Linked DNA regions of Mus musculus: region 1 is linked to region 2. The links are chromatin loops, found by intact Hi-C in ENCODE. Cell type or tissue: heart. All regions are shown on one strand. Each heading gives the region's core, and the rest is flanking DNA. Links, peaks and the distances in the headings are about the cores only.

Region 1 (7,376 bases), core at 1,024-6,023, 120 kb after region 2:
AAAGTACAATCCTGTTGCCTGCCCTCTGTAGATACCTCCAGCTAACTGTGCCACTGTCCTAAGCATCATGGCAATGGCAGATCCTAACACACATCTGAGGAGTACAGACTGAATGAAATAGTACCTTCCATGTCACTAAATCATTTGTTCTATACCTTTCCTCAAAGGCAAGAAACTGATCAAGCCAATAAAAATAGTTCAAAGATAGCATCTCATAGTATAAAGGTGTTATTCTAGGTGTTTAAAGTCAAATATTCTTTCCAACTCATTTCAACAAAAAAAGCAATCATTTTTGGGGAGTGGGTTGGGGGAGGAGTAATATAAAGACAGGGTTTCTCTGTGTAGCCCTGGCCATCCTGGAACTCATAGATCCACCTACCTCTGCCTCCCAAGTGCTGGGACTAAATGCGTGTGCCATCGTGCCCGGCAATAAAAACACTTATTATTAATCCCAGCACTCAGGAGGCAGAGGCAGGCTAGTCTGGTCAACATAGTACCTAACGGGACAGCCAGAGACATAGCAAGACCTTGTTGAAAAAAACACCAAAAACAAAAGGAGCACTTCCAATTGTTACGAACAGTAAATGGTAAAAATGGATAGTTTGACAGAGCTGTCTGCACAGCACTAAGGTATCAGATGCCCCTTGACTGTCACTGGAAAGTCACTCTTTTAGAGGCTAACCTATAGTGATGTGACACTTGAAGCAGAAACATATGGAAGAAAGCAGTCATTGTGGAATAAACAGATGTACAAAAGCATAAATGTTATTTTTTTCATTAAGTTGTCTTAGACTTTGAAAATATTTCTGTTAACATAAGGGCACATGAGTTCAACTGAAAGTGTTCTACAGTGAGTAAACGGCTTAAATGTATCGGCTGTAAAATCAGTCAGTACTCATAAAGGCTCTTCAGTGTCACCAGGAACTTTTTAGTATAAAGACCCTGGAGTTTAGTTTGGGGACTGAGCACAGAGCTTCCACAACTGCTGTCTGTCTGTCTGTATAAAGCACCCTTTCTATCTAGCTAAGATTCACAAGGGCCCTAAGTAGACCCAATTGGATCCCATCCCATCCCTTCCCTCCTAACTCAGGTTCAGCCATTACTCTGAGGAGGCTGTAAAGCTTGCTACCTAAGTTCAGGCCAAAGCCCAAGAGGCTCCTGAAACTCAAGTAAGGAGCTGTGTTTCAACTGGAGCCTTCCTTTCCTTCTCTAAGATTCGTAGGAGACAATACATGGGTCCGTGTCCCCCCCCCCCCCCCCCCCGTCCTTTGGTGGATGGGGGAGGGTAGGATAATGAAGTCCAACACTGAATTCTAGCAGGGCTTCCTGTATTGTCTATTGCAGCTCAGCTGAACTCTATTTTCAAGCCAGTCAGAGCAGCAACACCCAGTACTTCCTAGACATTAACACAAATTTAAACAAGCAACAAGAAGGCTACTTCAGACCCAAACATATGCTTTTAAATTACAATTTAACAAATCCTGACAGTGCCTACCAAGCTTCTCAGGGGAAGGCCGTCTGGATATAGCTCCTAATTCCTGCTCCTGTTCCAATAAACTGTACTTTCTATCCCTAACAGTCAGACAACACCTAGGAATAAACTGTATAAACACAAGCATAGAATTAATCATTTTTAAATGTGTCTGCCACCTGTGTGCAAGGTGCCCATAGTTGCCAGTAGGCATGGGATTTCCCAAAGCTGGAGTTAGACATGGTTGTCAGCCCTCAGGTGACACTTGAACCAAGCTCTGGTTCTATAGAAGAGAAACAGGGACACCTAACAGCTGAGCCATCTTTCCAACCTTCGGAATTATTCTTTTGTTTTGTTCTTTCGAGACAGGGTTTCTCTGTGTAGCCCTGGCTGTCCTGGAACTCACTCTGTAGACCAGGCTGGCCTCGAACTCAGAAATCCACCTGCCTCTGCCTCCCAAGTGCTGGGATTAAAGGCGTGTGCCACCACTGCCCGGCCAGAATTAGTCTTTAAAACTATGTAAATTGCCCACTCACATTCCCTTATAAAGGTCTCAAAATGACCACTAAGAAAATAAACTAAAGCCTTGTCAACATGTTCTGTCTCACAGGCGAGCCTGCACACTCAGAACAAATGAGCACAACTCAGACTTTGGGCTTTGACCTCCTCTTTCCAAAGAGCTCACTATCACTGGCTGCAAATCACACAACCTTTGTAACCGAATCAACACAAAACCTCAGAGACTACTGGGTTTCTATAAAGGACCCAGTCATCTAAGACTTAAAGGAGACTCCACTCAGCAACAATTTCTTAGTTGGGGCTTGAGCATAAGAAACAGATTCTACAACACGGATCACTATGTAAGGATCTAAGTGCAACATGAATCTTTGCTCTTCTGGGTTAAACCGAAGTCACCTAGTATCGAAGGGCAGATGTGTAACATGGTAAAACATGCTGTGCTGACAGAAGTGTACAGCCTGGCACAGACAGTACTCATATGCTGAAGAGAAATCATTACTTGAGGTGCTCAGCACTGACTGAATTAAGACTCTTTAGCCTATTAAGACAATACCTACCAGAAGAGGTACAGAGAGCTTTTCTGACAGTAGAAAACTTCTGCGAACGACAGAAGGCAGGAAGACATCCCACCTCGCCTTCAAGACCTACCTGAGCTCTCCTCAGGTCCCCTAGCACACGTTCTCAACAAGCTATTATGATGCTACACATGCACTGATTGGCAGGAGGAAAGTGCTGGTCATGAGTGCTGGCAGGGGTCATCAATTACACAATCTTTTTTGTGTGCTGTTTGTCATCCTTACACAACTGAGTTTGCCTGACAAGTGTAACAAGGAGCATCCTTTTGTGGAAAATCAAATATACACAACATTCCCAATCAAACCCAGGGCCTCTTACTCAAGAGTCACTGTTGAGATCAATCTACATTAACACACACCTGGCCACCAACACTGGCAAGAGGCAATGAGCGCCCAGACAACGCCCAGGCCCTACACAGGGCTGAGGCTGGATCTTCCCCGAAGTCCCCCATGAGATATCTGCTCGTACACCCGCAAATTCGCGCCCAGGCCCAGTCACGTCCTACCACGAATGCCCTACCGCAAGTGTCGAGAACCTGCGGCCTCGGGAGGCTGGGCCCCTAACTCCGACTCAGAATCAAGGGCTCCACAGCCTCCCAGACCCAGACCATCTTGGACTACACAAGACAACCGGTGATTTCGGCAGAAACCAGACGCAGACCGCCCGCCCGGCCGGCCGGCCTCGCGCGCTCCACCGCGATCCCTCAGCCCGGGGCCGGAAAGGGCCCCGCGGGCCGCGACGCCATTTTCTCGGCGCCATCGGCGCCGCTCGCTGGAACTAGGCTGCCGGCATGGCGCCGCTCCACCTTGTCCGGAGTCCAAGTGCCGTTCGGGTCCACACGGCTTCCGCCCTCCTTCACAGTACAGAGTCACTTACCCCGGCCGCCGGGATCCCGCAGCCATTTCCAGAGCTACCACGGATATAGAGCAGAGACCAGCGAGACTACCGTCCTAGAGTGGTAGGCCGCGCGGCAAGCGGAAGAAATCGACCGGCCACCGAGCTACGGCGAGGCTAGAGCGGCTGTGCCGCCCTTCTTGCACGCATGCGCCACCCGGGTTCCCCGGAGCGCCAGCCTGGTTGGCCGGGCACGCTTGACAGATTCCCGCGTCCCGAACTAAGGGGCTAAGCTGGGAGCCAATGCCACTAAAAGGTTCCTCCAGCTATCCTTGAACAGCACCCGGCCCAGCATTCCAAAAGCTTAAACTCTGTGTCTGCAGGGACTGGTGCTTCGGAACAAACCAGCACCGGATTCCGGTGGGAAGGAGCCAGGAAAACCTCAAAGCCCTGCAGCTCTCGCCTATGGCAGGGCGTGTGCAGAGCGGGGAGGGGCGCCAGCCCTACAGGGACTCACTCCCTCATACTATCCTTTACTCCTTGCCCCGTCCATTTCTTCCTAAAAATGGACCAGGAGCCAAAGTCCAGGCATTCGTGCCTACAAGGGCCCCACCCCCAGTCCCCTCACGAAGGCATTTAAGAATTTCCCCCCCTAGCGCTAACTACAGTGATATTCCTTCACTGTCCCCCATATTACTTAAGGAAACCAGAAAGAGGTCGCAACGTGAACACTAGCCACATTGCTCTGAGGGCAGTTAATGCCGGGATAGACGCTCAGCTTTGCCCCATACAACCAGCTTCTTATTTATGTAAGCACACAGACACAACGCTAGGAAGCCATTCTTCTGGACTCTAACTTCGGCTTCCTGTAACAAACATGTGCTCCGGTCTAGTAAGGCCTCTCTCACATTGTAGAGGCCTCCAATGCTCCATTCAGAAGCCCAGGTCTTGAGTAGTTTTCTTTCTAACATTTCCCAAGATTACATGACAGCTCATGGGGCTTCCTTCAGTACAGTAGAAGGCTGCTTCTGCTTCCCTTGGTGAGATCCTTCAATACCACCTTTCAGATTCTAGTCAAGGAGGAGCCTACCCTGATTACTCAACTCTGCCCTTGAAATAAGTTCCCAGCATCCACAAGCGGCCAAACAACTCCAGTTCTGGGGATCCAGTGCCCTCCTCAGGCATCAGGCACCCACTGCATGTACACATACATAAAAGCAGACCATTCATACACATTAAATAAACATTTTTAAATATAAAAAACTAAAACCCAACATTTAACTTACAGTTCATTTTATTATGTGCAGTGCTGGAGATGGAACCCAGAGCCACCCTAGGGCCATGCTAGGCATGGAGTAATCTGTAACAGCTAACTTTAGATAAAATGCGTTTACTTGCACAGCACTGAAGAATCCGATAACAAATCACCAGCTGCTTTGCACGGAGGGCAATAGAGTAAAGCACCAGTCTTCGATTTCACTTTAAAAACAGCAGGGTCCAATTTGCAGCAGATCTTTATCTGGCAGTGCTACATCCATACACAGCTGAGACCCAACACCAACCATCACAATACCGAGAGCACAAGGTACTGGCAGCACAGAAAAAAGCCCAAAAAACCCCCAGCAATTTACAGACTTTGTAACCAGGTGTAGTGACCTCTGTATTACAAGCACTGAGGATGCTGAGGCAGGAAGATTTTGAGTTCCAGGACAGCTTTGGCTACAGAGTGAAATACTTAGAACAAAACAAAACAAAACAAAAACAAATAAAAACCAATCAAGACAGCCAGGGAAACACTGTGAGAAGTCTCAAAGGAAAAATAAAAAATAAAGAGTGCACATGTGTCACAAACTGATGAGTCGACAGAAGAACAGAATCTGTGCCAACCTGCCTATAGAAAGAGAGAGGTTGGGGCTAGAGAGATGGCTCAGCAGTTAAGAGAATTGGCTGCTCTTCCAGAGGTCCTGAGTTCAATTCCCAGCAACCACAACAATCTGTAATGGGATCTGATGACTTCTTCTGGTGTTCACGGAGATTTAGAAAAAAGTCAATGACCTTTCTTTTTTTCCCAGTTTATTTCTGCCTGCATGTATGAATGTGCACCATGTGTTATGCCTAGGACCCCACTTAAGTCAGAAGAGTGTCAGATCCCCTGGAATCGGAGTTGTGAGATTGTGAGCCACCTTGTGGAAGCTGATAATTGAACTTGAGTCTTCTACAACAAGGGCTCTTACCAGTGTGATACCCCTACAACCAAGATATGGTGATTTATAGGAAAAGGGGAAGTGATACAAAAATTACCTCCTTCCAACAGAGAAAACTATTTGAGTAAATGTGTAGCTGTTTTGCAGCTCTCTTCAACAGAAGCCAAGGACTCCAGAATTCAAGGGTTTACATTTTTTTTTCCTTTTAAGAGTAAAAGAAAGCATCCATGGAAACAATGTAGTTCTGGCCAAGCCTTTAATCCCAGAACTAGGAAAGCAGCAGGCTGGTCTCTGTGGTTCAAGGACAGCTTGGTCTGTCAGCTGAATGAGACCCAACCTCAAGGGGGCAAAAGTTATTCTGCGAAACACAGCAGGCATCCTGGTAACTGATTATTTACCTAAAGGAAGCATTTTGTATTTTATCCTCAGAATGCTTTTCCCTTTTATAAAACTCGGTGATAAACTGCTACCCTTTTTCACAATGACACAACTTCCAATTCCTGCCTTGGCTTGCAGAATAGTGGTACCTCTGATCATACGGTAGCCTCTCCGACAACTTTTATGACTTCTCTCCCCCAGGTCTACCTGTTACACACAGGAAGTTTAGCTAGTTAATGAATCCACCAGGCTGACATTTCTGTCAACTTGGCAACTGTCCCGGGTTACAGCCAGTGTGGCTGTCCCAGGACACGCCCCACCTATTTTCTACTCTCTTCCGTCCTTGATGCCATTGTACAGGTCATGTACATGTCCGGCCCCACTATCCTGTCTGTTCCATACACACTGTGGAAGCCCTCATCTAATCAGTCTGGATCTACCCCTTCACTTGTCCCAGGAACCTTCCCGTGTGTACCCCAAACTCAAATCGGTTCAAAGCCTAACACAAAAATTGGCTCACAGGGATGGGAAGACAGCTCAGTGGGTAAGAGCATTTGACATTCAAGCAGGGGCAGGCACAAGCATGGGCCTGTAACCTCAGTGCTGTGGATGGTAGTGACAGCCAGACAGGACTGCTGGAGTATGCTGGCTACTGGCTTAATTTACAGTTTAGTGAGAACTTGTCCTAAAGAAATAAGGCAGAGCAAGAGAACACAGGCCATCTCCTCTGGCCTTTATGCACTCCTGCGTGTGTACTCACCCACACAAAGACAAACCACAAATGAGCTGACTTCCCCCTTTGCTAGTGTTCACACGGGGAGAGGAAGAGCCTTGACATAGTACACTCATTCATTCCCTAATCAGCAGTCATATAAAGAACCTAACATGCACTGGACACTTTACTGAGATGCCCAGTACAGAGAATGTGACTATTCTCTGTGTGTGTGTTCATTCATTCACGTGTGTATGTGAAGCTGCACATGTGTACTCAGGCAGGTGTCCTCCTCCTCAATCTCTTGTTTTTGAGAATGACCCCTCACTGAATCTGGAGCTCACCAGTTCAGAGACATGGGCTTGCCAGGAAGTCCCAGGGGTCTCGTGTCTGCCTGCCAGCTCTGGGATGACAGAAGCCACAGTACCAGTCTTCTGTACACAGATCAAGCTCAGGTCCCTTTGCTTGAGCATTTTACTAAGCCATCTCCACAGCACAGTAAACCTTGGTTTTAGGGGATCCATGATATAAGGCAATGGCAATATGGGGTAGGGTGTTGAAAGTCAAGCAAAATAGCACTTTAGAACTTTCTTTCTTTGAGACACCAAGAAACCGTTCTCTCTACATAACCTGGCTGTCCTGGAACTCACTGTACAGACCAGGCTGACCCCATCGCCTCTGC
Region 2 (7,376 bases), core at 1,051-6,050:
TGTCCTACTTAGCTGCAATCCCAGTAGGAAAAGACTGGGCCTGAGCTGGAAACTCAAGGGTCCTATCTGATGGCTGCTTAGTTCTAGGCTCCCTACTTCCAATGCTCCACAGCCCATAGGAGAGGACAGCGTAGCTGTTCTTAGTGTTCAGATGGTGTCCAGAGGATGACCCATTACCATCAGGTGAACACAGCAGAACAGGATCCACAGCAGGCTGACTCCAAAGTAGAGCTTGTCCTCTAGAGTCCTGGGTCTCCTGTATGTGCTAAGGGAACAAAATGGGGCCAGTCATGCTGTGGGAAATTTTACCACTTCAGTGATGCAGTCTGCAAAGAGACAATGTGACCAAAGGCAGATGGATGGCATCTGACCAGAGCCTTTACAAATGCTCCTCCCATTGAATCCAGTTCTTGTGACCAAGAGAGAAATGTTCCTTTGGGAATGGAGATAGGCTCCTTCTAGTTAACAGTGACCACCTCCTTCCAGAGACAACATCAGATCCTCAGACAAGCAATGCCATTTAGGAGGCTGGAGATGCACCTCAGTTGGTAGGGTTCTTCCCTGGCATGTATGAAGCCCTGGGTTCAATCCCCAGGATATATACCAGCAGATATCTGCTACCCTAGCACTTAGGAGGTAGAGGAATGGGGACTGAAGTTCAAGGTAATCTTTGGCCACAGAATGAGTTTGAGGCCAACCTGGGATACATAAGACCTTGAATAAGAAATAACAGTTGGTTGAGACCTAGACATGGTCTGGGGAATAGTTCACACTGGTCAAAGTAAACTAGACTGGTGTATAAACTATTAGGCTTGTATATTCATTAAATGAAGGAGAGCATTTCTATGGCCTTTATTTCTCACCTGAGCCCAGTCTGAACCCTTCACACTAGGATCAAGAATCCCAGCACTTGTATCTATCTTGTATAAAAGACTTAAGCAGCAGGAGTCGCAACAAATGAGAAAGGACTTGACCAGTTGGCTAGTAGATATATATCATTGTCTACTTTGTATCTGGGAAGTAAGGAGTCTTGCTACAAAGCTGATTATATCCTGGCCACCTGGAACCACCTGAAGACCTCACGGAGAAGACAAATCTGGGCAAACTTCACCAGCCATTTCTACAGAAAGTTGGTGGTGTGCCACACAGACACCTGCTCCAGACCAAAGAAATCCTTCTATCAGGTTTGAAGGAACCTCTCAGCTCCCAACAGGTGTGAATTCACTTTGAAGCTACGGGATCACACACATGATCATGGGCTAATGGTTTCTCTACAGCTCCTTGTTAGAGAGTGATAATCACAGGAGCGCTACAAAACGAACAAGCACAGCTTCCTCTTAATTCATGCTTTTGGACTAGAGAGCCTACATGTTCATGAAAATAAGAAGTTAGCGTGGGATAGTAGGCGGGGTCTTAGCTGCTGACCTTGATGCTCAGCTACTTCCTACTACCTAACAGAGAGTTCTGCAGAGACCTGCTGTGGCTTCGTGGAGAGAAAGAATGAAGTCATCCTTCTCTCCTAAACCATCCAACCTGTCTATAGGCATCAAGTCTATATTGCCAGTCACGCGTTCTGAAGTAACAGACGGATGTTTGCAAATGTCATGGCTGGTAGGATGTGGTCTGAGTACAGAGATCGCACAAACCAGAGAGGACCAGCTAGGATAGATGAGGTTGAGGGTTACATAGGGAAGCTCCCTGAAGAAGGACGCACTCCAAATTGAAGGAGTATCCTACCTGGTAGGGGTGAGACTAAGGTGGACCGGAACCAGAAGCAGTCAGCAGCAGAGTCTACCATGCCTTAGATATTCAGAGAATAACCAGGATATTATCAATCAGCTCCTGGGCACTTAATATGTGGCAGCTCTTAGGTTGGGAACTTGCTTTATGACATGTCCCAGATGGTAGATTATGCTTCACCCAGCCGTACAGTAACTAAGCCAAGTTCTGCATGCCAACCAAGCAGAGGCAAGGGCACCGCCCCTGTGAGATCATAACTCCCAGCTGCATCATATCCACATGATAGCAGTGACCCCACACCCCCTTATGAAGCTTTATTGGGCCACACCTCCCCTGTGGCATTGTGGGAACTTTTCCACCAGCTACGCTTTCACAGTGGGAAAGCTGAAGCCTGGCCACAGACTGCTGTCTGGCTCTGAGCTCTGAGCTGTCCCAGACAATGAGACAGGTCAGAGCCAGCACCCTCCATGGTTCCCTGCTGTGAGCATTGTCTGGTTACAGGCCTGAATGAGGGGCAAGTGGAGTGTCAGGACTGGATTCAAGGCTTGTGGCAGCCAGCAAGTGATCCTTATCAAGACCCAAGAGTTCAGAGCTACAGTGGCCCCATAGCACAAAGGAGAACAAAGGTTCTCAACATCTTAGTCTGAGAGGCATCAGTCAGAAAAGGGATTCTGATGCCTGGCAATGGCTGAGGAATGGGTAAGTAATGAAACCTGGATGGGTGGCAGGGTAGGACCCATGGCACAGCTGACTGGGGTGACTCAGGCCCAGAAGCAACCATGTTCTTAAGGCTGCTGTGCCCAGCCCTTGGCCCTATCCAATCCCATGTAGAGCTACTAACACCTGCCTGAAATTCTGACAGTCTGAGTTAATCATCCAACCACTTCTGGAGTGGATCCACTGTAGGGACAGAATGGAGGTACAGGTAGGTAGCAAGGCCGACAGGACCTGGATTTCTGTCTTCTGATGCCAAGGAAGCACTTAATTCTGGGACTGTCGTGCACTCAGGTCAGGGCTACTGAAAGATATACAGAGCTTCACTCCTACAAAATGTGATTGTTGGGCTTTAAATTTTTAAATTATTTATGGTGTGTGTGTGCAAGTGTGCATATACCATGGAATACATATAGAGGTTAGAATACAACTTTTTTTTTTTTTTTTACTTATTTTATTTATATGACTATGCTGTAGCTATCTTCAGACACACCAGAAGAGGGCATCAGAACCCATTACAGATGATTGTGAGCCACCATGTGGTTGCTGGGAATTGAACTCAGGACTTCTGGTAGAGCAGTCAGTGCTCTTAACCGCTGAGCCATGTCTCCAGCTCTAGAGTACAACTCCTAAGAATTGCTCCTCTCCTGCCAGCTCTAGGATCCAGGGGTGGAGTTCCAGTTATGGGCTGTGCACAAGGATCTCTATTAGATGGGCCATCTCACTAGCCCATGGGATGTTGTTGTTGTTATTGTTGTTGCTGCTGTTGTTGTTTAAACTATTTTTCTTAAACAGTTTTAGTGAGATGTAATTTACATATTGTACAATTTATCTCTGGCAAGGAGAGACACACCTTCACTTCTAGCTGAGTTCTTTTCCAAATTACCTAACCAGGTGAAGCCCAGATTTTTGGGCCGTGTGTGTCATGCTATGCAGACTTGGCTGACTCAGAACTCCTGCCTCTCTCTCCCGAGAGCTAGAATTACAGGAGTGTGTCACCACGCCCATCTGGTGCATTTTTAAAGCATAAGGTTTGTTCCCTCGCCTTCTCCGGACAGAGCCGTAGGCAGTAAAAGGTTCAACCACCAGGAGTCGCTGCTGCACCGGAAGCCAGTCTTCGCTGCGCCTGCGCGGACGCGGGCACGCGGCGTTCTCCAGCCCGGCGAGTGCGCGCCCTCCACACCAAGTGCGCCTGCGCGGAGCCTGTAGTATTTTCCCCCTTCTCGCGCCGGGCGCTCGTCAATCGCCGGCGGCCATGGGGGAGGCCGAGGTGGGCGGCACGGGCGCCCCAGGCGACAAGGGCCCAGGCGAGGCAGCCCCGAGCCCTGCTGAGGAGACGGTGGTGTGGAGCCCTGAGGTGGAAGTGTGCCTCTTCCACGCCATGCTGGGCCACAAGCCTGTCGGTGAGCGCCGCGCCGCGCACCGGCGTGGGGGTGGGGCGGGATAAACCGTCGGGCGGGCTGGCGGAGCCTGCGACCTCCCACGGGACGTGGCCTCCCACTCTGGGGTGCCCTACTAGTCTAAGAGCCTATGACTTTCCTGCCCGAGAAGCCCTCTCCCTGGGGACACTCCTGACTTCCCTGCCCTTGAGACACTCCTACCCCAGGGAACGCCTCCATTCCCCCCCACCCCCCCACCTCTGCAGCCCCCTGTCCTTGGACCCGCCTACTATACACACCCTAGCCCCTGGAACACCCACCTGCCTTGTGGCACCTCTCTTCCCCTTTGACATGTGACTCCTGCAACACTTGCACCTGCGGGTTTGCCCACTCCTGCCCCTCCTTCTTCACCCATGTCCTACGCACAGAGGTGCTGTCCTAACCCTCAACCCACTGTCCTACCTCTCAGGGGTGAATCGGCACTTCCACATGATTTGTATCCGAGACAAGTTCAGCCAGAATATTGGGCGCCAGGTTCCATCCAAGGTGATCTGGGACCATCTGAGCACTATGTACGACATGCAGGCACTGGTGAGTTGGATCCTGGCCTGCCCATTTACGGGCTGACCGTGGAGTCAAGTCCCAGATCCTGTCAGCTGTGGTACAGGACAGAACCCTCTTCTCACTTGGGGTTTGGTATGCAGAGCAGAGGTGATCTCAAAGGATGAGGCTCCTTCCTCAGAAAAGCTTAAGTCCTGTTGTGAAAAGCACAGACTAGCGATGATCTCTGACTACTTTTTCAGGGCACCTACCTACTTTAGATTGGGTGGCACAAAAATCGTCGAGGTGATAGTTGAGGTCTGAGATGACAAAGAAGCCTTCAGCCACCGTAAAAAGCAGTAATGGTACAGCGTCAGTATAGGAGGGTCCAGAGTCGTTTGAGAGTCTGTATACTGTGGGAGCCAGACTCCTCCTCTTCAGAGAGCCTAGAGATAGCTGTGTCTTGATGGGTAGCTAGGTAACTGGTTTGGAGAGCTGGCAGTGGCTGATGGTTCTGCAGGTAACTAGTAACCTTGCTAGTCAGGTTTGTCTGTCTTGTCTGGTAGGCAGTGAGACCAGGTGACCAGGATGGGTAGAGCTGTAGGTGCCTTTGGTTGTTCATGGTACCCCTGGATACATTGGCCTGGTGGGAGTGTTACAGTGGTGAGCCGGGTCAGGTCCTTGTGTGCACATCAGCAGAGCTGCTGTGTCTCCAGGGCTCACTCAGCGGCATGGTCCTCTCCTCTAGTTTTGTTTGGCTGGTGCTAGCCTGGTCCTCTCTAATCATCTGAAAAGCCCAGCTGAGGTGGACTCTGCAAGCTGGAGCAAGGACCCCACCAGCTCGCAGCCTCCAGCCTGCTTCTCCTGTACATCTTAGTGAGCTGAGATCCTATTTTCTGTTTCTTGAAAATACAAAAATGCTTTGTGCCGGCAGCACGAGTCTGAGATTCTTCCATTCCCAAATCCAGAGAGGAACTTTGTCCTTCCAGATGAGATCATTCAGGAAGTCCGAGAAGGTGAGACTCGGCCACCACCAGGGCTGGGAATAAAAAAAGCCTCACCAGGCCAAAGGTGGGGCGGTCTGGGGCCTCCAGGGAGGTGTAAGGATCCTGCTCAGACCATACCTCCAGTGGCACCTGGGAGGTTTTGGGAGCCAAGGGCTGGGGAGAGCGGTGCTCAAAGGCAGTCTCCTGATGGATGCCGTCTCGTGATGGACGCCGAGGCCTGTGTGGGCAGCGAGAATCGGAAGCAGTCATGGCCAGACCGTCCCCCAGCGCTGGCCACCACCGTGGGTTTCCAGTGAACGGCAGCTGTCTCCTCCACAGGAAAAGTGGTCATTGAAGAAGAAATGAAGGAGGAGATGAAGGAGGATGTGGACCCCCACAGTGGGGCTGATGATGGTGAGTGTGAACTGCCCTTTGGAGCAAACATGTCTCCCCCCCAGTCTCCTCACCGCAGGCCAGCCTCAGGCAGAGTGAGGTCAGGTAGCCATGGAGTCAAGAGTGAATGGTCACTTAAAGATGAACTCAGTGCAGGTCATCTTAGGCAGGATGGCCCCTGGGGGCCATGAAGGAAGGAACCAAGGGCCAAGGATGGGGGCCTCTGAGGGCCAAGAAGGAAGGGGCCAAGGCCGGGAGCATCAGGTGGGCTCAGACAGGAGACCCCCTGGGACTCCAGGTTTCTCTTCAAGCCCAGCTGTTCAGGGCACTTACCCAGGGGAACATAACTGGGTACAAAGAGCCTGATGTACCTCTGATTTCTCTAGCTGAACAGGAAAATGAGATGAGTGTCTGTATATTCTATTTCAGCCAAATGATTTTGTTTCTCAGTTTTTTCATCTTCAGGGAGCTTGGGGAAAGCATTAGAAAAATCCAGCAAAGACAAAGAGAAGAACTCCTCAGACTTGGGGTGCAAAGAAGGGGCAGACAAGCGGAAGCGCAGCCGGGTCACTGACAAGGTCCTGACTGCCAACAGCAATCCCTCCAGCCCCAGTGCTGCCAAGAGGCGCCGCACATAGACACCTCATCCTCAGGTGGCCACAGAGATGCTCCAACTGCCTGTCTCCAGGTCCCTGGGTGAATGTGGCCATCCAGCAGAGATGCTAGTGGGGCTTCCGCTGTGTCATCAGACCTCCAGAGCACCTGATTGGCCCAAAAGACCAGCAAGACCCTTGTCTACTCTGCAGATGGTGAAGCCTTTGAGGCAGCCTCTTGCTTTCTCCTGTGGGTCCCTTGTGCCCACAGTGTGTAGAGAAGAGCAGGTGCATGGGGCCAGGGGACCAAGAGTCAGCAAGCAATAAGACGCCACCCTCACTGTCCTCAGGAGCCAGGCATCCTCCCTGGGTGCCCACTCTTTGCATCTGCTTTTCCTGTAAGACTCCACTGTGCACTGGCATCCAGAGAAGGTGTCTTTGGAGTTCACACAGCACACACTGTGCACAGAAGGCCTCCCCATCTGGGAAATAGAACTGGATATTTTGCCTCATTCACTTGTACTGTAATAGTGTATATAACTTAGTTGGTATTTCACTATTTAATTTTTAAGAAGCCTATTTTACTAGTGTTTTGTATGAAGAAAAATACTGCAGAAGTTAAACCTGTGATGTGTTTTTTTGAGCTGTTTTGTTTTAAGGTAACTACTGAAATAAGTCTGGCTGTTTTTATATGCCAGATACAGAGAATTTTTAGCGGTTATTTTTGTAATTTTAGTAACTTGGAAAAGACCAAAAAAGGGAGTGGAACAAAGGAACCGCCATTAGACTGAAAAAACAATGGCCTGATGGTTGAAGTACATTTTCATTTGCAGAATATTAAAGCACTAAAAAAAAAAAAAACCTATCTTGGAAGTTGTATGATTTGCTACTAAAATAAGTTGGTTTTTAAATTTTTCCTACAGAGGGAAGGTTCCCCACTCCAGGATTCATAACCGTAGAGTGCACTCAAGATGACTTCTTGGCATCACTGGATGCAGTGATGAAGGTTATGAGCCTTCATCAGTGACTTG

What was found. A loop is a pair of places that touch in the nucleus more often than their neighbours do. Peaks named below come from ENCODE experiments on the same cell type or tissue, not always from the same donor. Only the 100,000 strongest peaks of a DNase experiment are listed, where the experiment ranks them.
Region 1: a loop joins it to region 2, with 2.7 times the contacts of the local background. A loop is called at or near these places in 2 of 42 quality-filtered maps.

Annotation. Positions count from the first base shown.
Region 1 is chr2:180,698,519-180,705,894 of GRCm38, forward strand. It overlaps Dido1 (death inducer-obliterator 1), which reads right to left and starts at 3,584. Exons shown (of 16, transcript NM_175551.4): 1 at 3,443-3,584. In heart, for the core only: a CTCF peak has its summit at 3,600; a DNase peak (open chromatin) is centred at 3,573; H3K4me3 peaks cover 3,703 bases; H3K27ac peaks cover 2,607 bases.
Region 2 is chr2:180,579,099-180,586,474 of GRCm38, forward strand. Mrgbp (MRG/MORF4L binding protein) reads left to right here and starts at 2,124. Exons shown (of 6, transcript NM_028479.2): 1 at 2,124-2,439; 2 at 3,513-3,857; 3 at 4,303-4,424; 4 at 5,308-5,389; 5 at 5,699-5,773; 6 at 6,203-7,206. The coding sequence starts at 3,710. The coding sequence ends at 6,390. Gm30144 (a long non-coding RNA gene) reads right to left here and starts at 2,770. Exons shown (of 5, transcript XR_001783605.2): 1 at 1,738-2,770; 2 at 178-265. In heart, for the core only: a CTCF peak has its summit at 3,538 (motif pointing right); DNase peaks (open chromatin) are centred at 2,098, 3,643 and 4,293; H3K4me3 peaks cover 1,752 bases; H3K27ac peaks cover 879 bases; H3K27me3 peaks cover 581 bases.